2 separate regions of the Homo sapiens genome follow, and region 2 is linked to region 1. Evidence: chromatin loops called from intact Hi-C (ENCODE). Cell type or tissue: MCF 10A. All regions are shown on one strand. Links, peaks and the distances in the headings refer to the core of each region. The heading gives the core; the rest is flanking DNA.

The links. Peaks named below come from ENCODE experiments on the same cell type or tissue, not always from the same donor. Only the 100,000 strongest peaks of a DNase experiment are listed, where the experiment ranks them.
Region 2: a loop joins it to region 1, with 8 times the contacts of the local background. A loop is called at or near these places in 1 of 110 quality-filtered maps.

Annotation. Positions count from the first base shown.
Region 1 is chr9:105,016,185-105,021,571 of GRCh38, reverse strand. No RefSeq gene overlaps it. Among named protein-coding and RNA genes, the nearest start is that of CT70, 27 kb to the right of the region's middle. In MCF 10A, for the core only: no CTCF peak of the experiment used is centred there; no DNase peak of the experiment used is centred there.
Region 2 is chr9:104,958,293-104,963,679 of GRCh38, reverse strand. No RefSeq gene overlaps it. Among named protein-coding and RNA genes, the nearest start is that of CT70, 31 kb to the left of the region's middle. In MCF 10A, for the core only: no CTCF peak of the experiment used is centred there; a DNase peak (open chromatin) is centred at 2,259.

The DNA.
Region 1 (5,387 bases), core at 197-5,196:
GATCTACCCTCTTCAGTTTTTAAGTGTATAGCACGTTATCGTTAACCATAGGTGCAGTGTTGTACAGCCGCTCTCTAGAACCTTTTCATCTTGCGTTATTGAAACCCACTGAACAGCAACTCCCCACTTTCCCTCTCCCCCACCATTTTACTGTCTGTTTTTGCTTCTATGAGTTTGGCTACTTTAGATGCCTCATGTAAGTGGAACCATGCAGTATTTGTCCTTCTGCGACTGACTGATTACTCTTAGCATAATGTCCTCACCGTCCATTTTCTTCTGTCTCCTTTTCTACTATAGCCCAGCTCTTATGAAAAACTTGATCTCTTATAAAACTGGGTATCTCGTTAAATTCTTCCCCTGCTTCTTATGTCTCTACTCATTCTATAGATTCTGCATCTCAAAATTCAGGGAACTACCCCAGCCAAGAGAGAGAGAGACTAAATGGACAAGAACACACATTTTTTTTTTCAACTTTTATTTTAGATTCAGGGGGCACATACGCAGGTTTGTTACAAAGGTATACTGCATGATGCTGAGGTTTGGAGTATGATTGAACCCGTCATCCAAGTAGTGAGCATGGTATCCAATAGGTAGTTTTTCAACTCTTGCTCTCTTCACTACCTCCTCCCTCTGGTATTCTCCAGTGTGTTGTTTCCATCATCATGTCCACGAGTACCCAACGTTTAGCTCCCACTTAGAGAATATGTGGTATTTGGTTTTATATTTCTATGTTAGTTTGCTTAGGATAATGGCCTCCAGTTGCATCCATATTGCTGCAAAGGACATGATTTTGTTCTTTTTTATGTCTGTGTAGTATTCCATGATGTATATGTACCACATTTCCTTTATCCAGGTCACTATTGATGAGCACCTAGGTTGATTCCATGTCTTTGCTATTGTAAATAGTGCTGCGATGAACATACGGGTGCATGTGTCTTTTTGGTGGAATGATTTGTTTTCCTTTGGGGTATCTACCCAGTAATGGGATTGCTGGGTTGAATGGTAGTTCTATTTTTTTTTTTCTTTTGAGAAGGAGTCTAGCTCTGTCGCCCAGGCTGGTGTGCAGTGGCATGATCTCGGCTCACTGCAACCTCTGCCTCCTGGGGTCAAGTGATTCTCCTGCCTCAGCCTCCAAGTAGCTGGGATTACAGGCACCCACCACCACGCCCAGCTAATTTTTGTATTTTTAGTAGAAACGGGGTTTCACCATGTTGGCCAGGCTGGTCTCGAACTCCTGACCTCGTGATTCACCCACCCTGGCCTCCCAAAGTGCTGGGATTACAAGTGTGAGCCGCTGTGCCTGGCCTTTTTTTTTTTGAGACAGAGTCTTGCTCTTGTTGCCCAGGCTGCAGTGCAATGGCGCAATCTTGGTTCACTACAACCTCCGCCTCCCAGGTTCAAGTGATTCTCTTGCCTCAGCTTCCCAAGTAGCTAGGATTACAGGCATGGTCCACCATGCCAGGCTAATTTTTTGTATTTAATAGAGAGGTTGTTTCACCATGTTGGCCAGGCTGGTCTCAAACTCCTGACCTCACGTGATTCACCCGCCTCGGCCTCCCAAAGTGCTGGGATTACAGGCATGAGCCACCACGCCTGGCCTGGTAGTTCTATTTTTAGAAGACTACACTTTTTTTTGATCCAAAGAGAAGATTATTAACACTCATATATTCATTGAATAACTAAACACTTTTGTTAGAGCCACTAATAGACATCTTAGGACAAAAGAGAACCAGAGTTTTACTGGGAGATAACGGTAGAAGTCAGATTAAAACAGAGAAAAGGGACAGTTGGAATATTTTGGGTCCTTGAATTGCAATCACAAATATGGTTAGCTGTCGGTCACATGTGGCTACTGAGTATTTGAAATGCATGTGCCTGTAGTCCCAGCTACTCAGGAGGCTGAGGCAGGAGAATCACTTGAACCTGGGAGGCGGAGGTTGCAGTGAGCGGAGATCGTGCCATTGCACTCCAGCCTAGGACGAGACTCTGTCTCAAAAAAAAAAAAAAAGGAAAAAAAGAAATGCAGCTAGTTCAAACTGACGTGCTATAAATATAAAGTACACACTGGGTTTTGAATAAAGACTTAGAATGAGAAGAGAATGGAAATATTTCCTTAACAATTTTTAATACTGACTACAGGTCAAATTGGTAATATTTTGGATACGTTGGGTTAAATAAAATATATTATTAAAATAAACTGTATCTGTCTCTTTTCACTCTTTAAAAAGTAAAACTGAAAAAATTAAAGTTAGATATGTGACTCAGATAACATTATTATTTCACAGAGTTCTTCTAGAAGGATTCACAGTAGCCAGAGGGCAAGATAAGGGCAGGGTGCTAGGGCTAGAAAGGGTTGGGGAAGTGGGTGGAGGAAGGACAAATTGGGGGCAGCAAGAGGGCCCTGAGATCATGTTTCTCTAGATTCTCAATTGTCTTAAGGTTGTCTTGTGTGACGTGTACAATACAAATATAAGCACATCCATATGCATATTTTATTATAATTTATAATTAATATACATAGTATATAATTTATATATTTTATCCTAATTTCATAATTTGACACTTTTTTGGGTGAGTTCTGTCTTTTTTCCTTTGGCTTTTTTTTTTTTTTTTTGACAGAGAATCTTGCTCTGTTGCCCAGGCTGGAGTGCAGTGGCATAATCTTGGCTCACTGCAACCTCTGCCTCCTGGGTCCAGGTGGTTCTCCTGCCTCAGCCTCCCTAGTAGCTGAGATTATAGGCACGTGCCACCACACTTGGCTAATTTTTGTATTTTTAGTAGAGACAGGGTTTCACTATGTTGGCCAAGCTGGTCTCGAACTCCTGACCTCAAGTGATCCGCCCGCCTTGGCCTCCCAAAGTGCTGGCATTACAGATGTGAGCCACCATGGCTGGCCCTTCCTTTGGCTTTTTTATCATCGGATAAAATGGATTGCTAGCAATATAACCTTGATGAAGGGATTTAATGTTTCAGAGCCTCAGTTTCCTTAACTTCAATGGGAATAAAACATCCATTGAACAGCAACTTCTCATTTCCCCCTCTTCATATTGATTAGGTTTTTGTGAGGGTCAATTGTAAATTTAAAATTGTTTGACAAATAAAATTGTTAATCTGCATTGTTTGAGAGAGTCAAGGATTCTCATCCATTCCATCTGAGAACATTATCTGAATCAAGGGCAACTTGAAGAGGATCTTAATAAAATTTGGAAAGATTTGACTAGGAAATCATGTTGTTTTCCTTTCTATGTTCAACAAAATATTTCTGATAAATTGGGGATGATGAGGAGTAGAGAGGTGGACTGGCTAAAGGTGAGATTGCAGGGTGCATGATGGACCACAGAGGGAGAGTTTATTTTATGGGTGGCAAAGTGAGCTGGCATGGAGCATGAGGGCTGGTTTTAAGTTAAACATGTGGTAGGCAGAATAATGACCCTCCAAGAATGTCCACATGTCAATCCCCAGCACCTGCAAATATGTTACCTTACATGGAAAAAGGGACTTTGCAGATGTAACTAAATTAAGAACATTGACATGGGAAGATTATCCTGAATTCTCCAAGGGGAGTCTAAAGAAATCACAAGGGTCCTTAGAGAGTAGAGACATGATAATAGAAGCAGAAGTTGGAGTGATGTGCTTTGAAGATGGAGGAAGGAGCCATGAGCCAAGGAATGAGGGCAGCTTCCAGAAGGTAGAAAAGGTAAAGAAACAGTCCCTCAGGGCCTCTAGAAAGGAAAACCCTATTGACTCCTTGATTTTAGCTCTAAAATCCATTTCAAACTTCTGACCTCCAAAACTGTAAGATAATGTTTGTGGTTTATTTTGTTTGATTGTTTTTTGAGACGGAGTTTTGCTCTTGCCCAGGCTGGAGTGCGGTGGCGCAATCTCGGCTCATCGCAACCTCTGCCTCCCAGGTTCAAGCGATTCTCCTGCCTCAGCATCCTGAATAGCTGGAATTATAGGCATGCACTACCATGCCCGGCTAGTTTTGTATTTTTAGTAGAGATGGGGTTTCTCCATTTTGGTCAGGCAGGTCTGGAACTCCTGACCTCAGGTGATCTGCCCACCTCAGCCTCCCAAAGTGCTAGGATTACAGGTGTGAGCCACCGTGCCCGGCCTAGTGTTTTTTAAGCCACTAAATTTGTGGTTATTTGTTAGAGCAACAATAGGAAACTAACACAGTAAACAATCTACCCTGAACCATGAGTATAAACCATGGAGAAAAAGGGTTATATGAGCAAACTGGAAGAATTCTTTCAGTAAACTCTCTAACAGTTTGGTAGCCATAGGTAGGACAACCTCTAACTAAGCTTATCACAGGAAGGGGCCACATTTTCCTTCTCATTGGGGTACTTCAGGGTATATTCCAGGGACTGGCACTGAGGAATCAGGGGAGACAACAGTGATGGGAATGGCCTCTGATTCCAGGGACATAGAACAGCCTCAGTTCAGGAGAGCAGACGATCATCTCAGAGGAAGGCCTCTGCATGCTGATTCTCAGCTGAGATGCCTGGCTCAGTAGCTATACTAGCAAGTGTCGAGGATGGCTCTGTGGATATATATAGGACCCTGCACATTTCCAAAAGTATCTGAGGAATAGAGAGCTTTGCAATGTATTGCAAAACTTACATGAGTAGAAATAACTTTGGAGCTGGTGGATATCAGATATGAATAATATTGTGACCACTTTTGTACTTGTAAGTTGATGTACCTGGACTATTTGCCTTAGACTACCGCAGTAAGTGGACTGTTGACTTGGGCTTAAAATTGGGGCCTGAAAATGAGCTCAAATTCAGGACCACAGAATCTGCAATTCTGAAATCCCCAAACCTCTGAAAATTGAAAACTTTTTATTTTTATTTGTCTAAACTTGCTGCCAAATTTTAAAAAACTGGAAATAATATGAAATTATGTATTGTCTTTATTCATCTTACTTGGTATGAATGTGCACACTCTTGACTGCAGAAATAGTAATGTGCTTGATTGTGGGGTGTTGTTCCAGATTTTAATGGGGTATTATGTAATATATGGTATATACCTGATATTTTCTTTCTAAAATCTAAATCTAAATCTTAAATAATTTGGTCGCAAGAATCCAGATAAGGGATTATCAAGTTGCAAAGGGAGCCAGATATTTAATAATATTTAATAAGAGTGTATATTAATCTATACATGAAGAACCCCAGCAAGCTACATCTTCACAGATGTAATTAGTTAAGATGAGGTCATATGGGATTAGGGTGAGACTTGAACCCAACGACTTGGTGTCCTTATAAGTGAAGACACACAGAGAAGAAAGCCATGTGATGATGGAGTAAGAGATTAGAGTGATGCTAAAAGAGAGACAAGGAACAGTTCTTCCCTGAGTTTCCATAAGGAATCAACCTTGT
Region 2 (5,387 bases), core at 83-5,082, 58 kb after region 1:
GCTCACTGCAACCTCCACCTCCTGGGTTCAAGCAATTCTCCTGCTCCTACTCAGCCTCCCGAGTAACTGGGATTACAGGCATTGTGCCACCACGCCTGGCTAATTTTGAATTTTTAGTAGAGACGGGGTTTCTCCATGTTGCTCAGGCTGGTCTCGAACTCTCAACCTCAGGTGATCTGCCTGCCTCAGCCTCCCAAAGTGCCGAGATTATAGGCGTGAGTCACCGCACCCAGCCACACTTAACATTTTCAAATAACTTTCTGAGTTTATCTTATAATTCAATCCTATGAGCCATCACTCACTATAGGATCTCCTTGGCACTGAGAACTAAAGCAGGTAGGATCTTGCTGACAGCCATCTGCGCAGCTTTGTGTCTCCACATTCCTGCAACACAGTGGGACTAGTGGAGACAACATGGTTAGCTGACACTAACTGTCCTAAATTTGGCCAAAAAATTCTTACTCTAGGAGTGGAGCAGGTGCAGGCTGAGGGCATGGCTTTCTACTACAGGTCTATGGTGAATGCAGAGAGAAGGTGCAATTGTAAGCACTAAACACATCTCTCCATTCGCGTCTTCAAATCAAAACGCCAGATTAATCTATTGGAATTATATATACCAGTGAGTTGGCAGGTGAGCCAAATTCTTACACGAGAGTCTCTTCTCTCCCTTGCAATCAGTTTTCAGTTTTAGAAAAGATGTTTTTTGTACCTTTTTTAAAGGATTGAAACAGCAAGAGATCCACCTGCAGAGAACATATTGTATTTTGCTATATTAAAGCTATTTAACTGAAAATCCAGTTCTGCTGAAAAGTTTTAACCCTTGTTTTCTTATTATTTTAGTAACACATTGTCACTATAATAATTGGCTATTGAAAAATGTGTCTTTTTTTTTTTTCGTAACAAGAACACATAGGACTTGTTTTCTGGTTTCCACCTTCGACTTTATACCTTGAATCACAAGTCCTCCTGGGTTCTCAATAATGTGTATGAGAATGCCTTTCCATTTATCAGCAAACAAGACTTATTAATTAGGAACCCACATTTGCACACTACTCTACTGAGCACCTAATGAGTAGGTTTTATTTTATTTTATTTTATTTTACTTTATTTTATTTTATTTTATTTGAGACCGAGTCTCTCTCTGCCGCCCAGGCTGGAGTGCAGTGGTGTGATCTCGGCTCACTGCAGCCTCCACCTTCCAGGTTCAAGCAATTCTCCTGCCTGAGCCTCCTGAGTAGCTGGGACTACAGGTGCATGCCTCCACGCCCGGCTAATTTTTTGTATTTTTAGTAGGGACGGGGTTTCAACGTGTTGCCCAGGTTGGTCTTGAACTCCTGAGCTCAGGCAATCTGCCCACCTTGGCCTCCCAAAGTGCTAGGATTACAGGCGTGAGCCATCACGCCCAGCCTATGAGTAGGTTTTAAAAAAGACACCATCTTTACCTGATAGAGCCTAGAGTTGTATAAGCTTTTCAGTCTTCCTCTTTGGCCATACTGTTTTTGCTAATCGTTTTATAACCTTTAAATTGTTGGAACTGTTTGAGGCCAGGACTATAACCCCGTTCATGCCTTGGCTGAAGGTGGTAGGAAAGAGTTTCTCTGTCTTTAAGGAAAGCCTGCTTAGCTTTTGGCCATGGGCAATTGACTTTTCACCTTCTCAGCTGGTTTACACACAAGATTCTCTGTGAGGCAAAAAGCCAGATACAGCCTATTTCAATTGCCTCACACCCGGAGAAGGGAAAAGTGGTCCATCTTTACACCATGGTGTAGAGCTGCAGCAAACAGAAAATCTTCAAGGCAGTGTCAGCAGCTAATAACATCCACCCACACACACTTGAATTCACTTTATGGGGCTTACTCCCATATGAAGTAACGCCAAAAAACATTGACCTGTATAAACATGATCAAGTTCTATTATCATACCACTGGAATAAACAGCAGCAGTTTAGAAAAAAAAAAAGTTCTTAGTTAACAGAACTATGATCAACATACTTTTATGTGAGGGGCTCCATTTCTACCAACAAAGAGCGATGTTTTAAGAGTGAATTTCTCGCTTAAACCTTGTTACTTTAGTTAGTTTATCAATGTATAGCCCTGGCTGCTGATTTTTGGCTAGCATGGCTTTCCAGGGCAGAGGTTTCAGACTCCCAGGCAGGTGAGGACTTAGGTCTCTCCGAGAAATGATGTAGTAGAGCTTTCTCATTTGAAAGAACAGGAAATCAGGCAACAAAGGTTACTAAGGGTCAGGATGACTCATGCAGCCATATGCATGAGGGCTATATAGGGAGCTGTGAGTATGGAGGTGGGCGGAGTCTGCCAGTAAGAGGCACCAACGCCTCACCACCTTCCCAGAGGACCATGTGAGAGATTGATTTTTTTCTCTACTTTTTGTTGGTGGGATGTGAAATATCGTTAATCACCAAATGCTGACTATCCATATGGATAGTGGGAACCCTTGGGGTGGGCAAAAATTATTTCTTTGGGCTCATTCTCCTATCCAGAGAGCTGGGAAATTAGATGCTTCATAGCCTGGTCATTTCTGATTTCCAAGTACTCTATCCACATGGTATCAAAAAGAACTATTCCTTTTTTTCTTTTTCTTTTTTTCTTGTTTCCATTTTCCCTCCCTCCCTCCCTCCTTTCCTTCCTTCGTTCCTTCCTTTCTTCCTTCCTTTCCTTCCTTCCTACCTTCCTTCCTTCCTTCCCTTTCCTCCATCCTTTTATGCAGCCAGCCAGCCAGCCAGCCAGCCAGCCAATATTTACTGAGTACTTTCCACAGCCATAGGCAAATGGCTGTGGTCCAGGAATAGAGAGGGTCGAAGCCTTTTCCAGGAGGGCAGGGCCAGAGTGATGCAGAGAAGTGAGGGAGCTGACAAGAGGTGGCAACCAGTAGGAGGTGAAGGGTGATGGAGAAGGAGGAGTCAGGGATAACTTCTGACTGGAAGACTTTTCCTCCCCATTTTGTATAGATCTACAGTCTCTGCTAGAAACTCTGGAACTTGGGTATCACCAGAAACAAATGAAATGTGAAAGATATTGTTTATCTATCTATCTATCTATCTATCTATCTATCTATCTATCTATCTATCTATCTATCTATCTATCTAATCTATGTATCTATGTATCTATGTATCTATGTATGTATGTATCTATCTATCTATCTATCTATCTATCTATCTATCTTTAAAATGCTTAGACACACTGCACTAAGGTTCTGCTGGGCAAATTTTTCACTTGATAACTGTCATCAATCAATGTGCTATCATCAAGTGATTGTGTACCAGTTTACTTAGTCAAAAGTTATAAGAAGCAAAAATGGCTTAACTGTGTCAATGAGCCCTAAAAAATCATACAAGACAAGCTAGTGAAACAGAACGGAGACTTGAGGAGACCAAGTCTAAAGACAGAGAACACTGATGAAATGGAAGACGAATTGGGAATGAGATATGTAAAAATACCCTGGGACTAATTATATAGAAATGCTGAGGATATATCATTCATGAACCTGTAAAAGCATACAAGAAATATTTTTCTAACAAAGAACACCTCAGTGCATGATAGTTAACAATGCATGACTGTCTGATAGAAGGATTTCTCTTGATTCACTGTTGGAGATGCCTGCTCTAGCATAAAAGCTGTTTACAGGAAACAGGCAGAGCTGAGAGTTGCAGAGAATATGGGCAGGAGGACAATTCAGTATAAATGTCTCTGTGTTGCTAAATCCAATCACAGAACCGTATGTTGCTCTCTCAAGTGCTTGATTGTTGAACTCATTCAGTGCATCTAAGAATGTAATTGTTAATTTTGCGTACAATAAAATGTGTAAATAATTAAATGCATTAAGACTTTGGTAAATCTATAAAATATGATAGCTTGTGGAGGTGGAAAGCACCAGGGAAGGACAGGGAAGGGTGAGCATTCAGATGGGGAGGTCCCATGCTGGTAGTTACCTTCTGTATCCCAGAATGTGACAAAGAGGTCCCGAAGACTGAAACACCAAGGACAGTTGATGTTTTCGTCTTGAATGTTCTACTTCCTATGGTAGGCGCATATCCTAAAGTAAAATTAGAAAGATTTCTAGTAATAAGAATAAAAGCAAAAGTACGTTTGTCTTTAGTGCTAGAAAGGGGGATGTAGCTAGCAGGAGTCACCTTAGGTCACTTAAATCGCGATTCAGTAGTCTTCCTTCTTCATCACACAACTTAATATTTTACTGCAGTTGTTTATTTTTAATTTTATTACAGAAAAATTCACTCTTTTTACTGTGTATTTCCACGTGCTTTGAAACATACATACACTCATGGAATCACCACCAAAATTAAAATGCGGAATTGCTCCACACCCGAAAAAGCACCCTTGTGCTGTCTCTTTGTAGTCAACGCTTCCTCTCACCTTTAAACCCTGGAAACCACTGATCTATCCTCTGACTCTTTAGCTTTGCCTTTTCCAGAATAACATGAAAATGGAATCATGTAGTAACACAGCATCTTTTACATTAGGGAATTTAAAACAAAAGCAAGTAAACAAGCAAAAACAAATACTAGAGCCCCATTCCCTGAATATTCTGGTTAAGTAAAATTTACTATGTCAGACACCTCACATCGTAATACTTCTCAAAATATTTTTCCCAATCAAAGCAACTTTTGTTTTTCTTTCTCTTGGTCCTTGCCCTCAATTGCTTAAGAATTTGAGAAGAAGAGAGGGTAACTTTGCATTTGTTTCCTGTGTGATCATGACAGTAATTTGGCTGTACAGAGGAGATTGCTTTGTAATATTTTGTCTGGGGGTGAGGCAATGTTGGTGTTTTTCTAGCAATTTTGTAAATATAATCTGAACTAGAGAGGAAAACTCACTCCATGGTGTCCAATTAGAATTTTTCTGAAAGAGAGAAGATAAAAAGGGAGTGGGATGAAGCATAGTTAGGCACATAAAAATTAGAAAAAACTCTAAGGACACTCCTTTGTGATTGTCAGCTTCCTACATAAAGGAATATAAAATTCTTGAAACATGAAATTGCAAGGCATGCAAGGGAAAACCAATGCATGTGGGTTTGTTTGGATGCACACACAAATTCAACTGCCTGCTTCATTGAGGCAGGCAGACCAGCTCAAGGTGCAGCAGGAGTTAGTTGTTTTAATTTCCAACACTCTTTCTGCTCTTATCTTCATGATCTAGAGCACATTAAATAAAAATATGAAGGCCAGGTGTGGTGGCTCACGCCTGTAATCCTAGCACTTTGGGAAGCCAAGGCGGGCGGATCACCTGAAGTCAGGAGTTTGAGACCAGCCTGGTCAACATGGTGAAACCCCATCTCTACTAAAAATACAAAAATTGGCCAGCCATGGTGGTACGTACATGCCTGTAGTCCCAGCTACTCAGGAAGCTGAG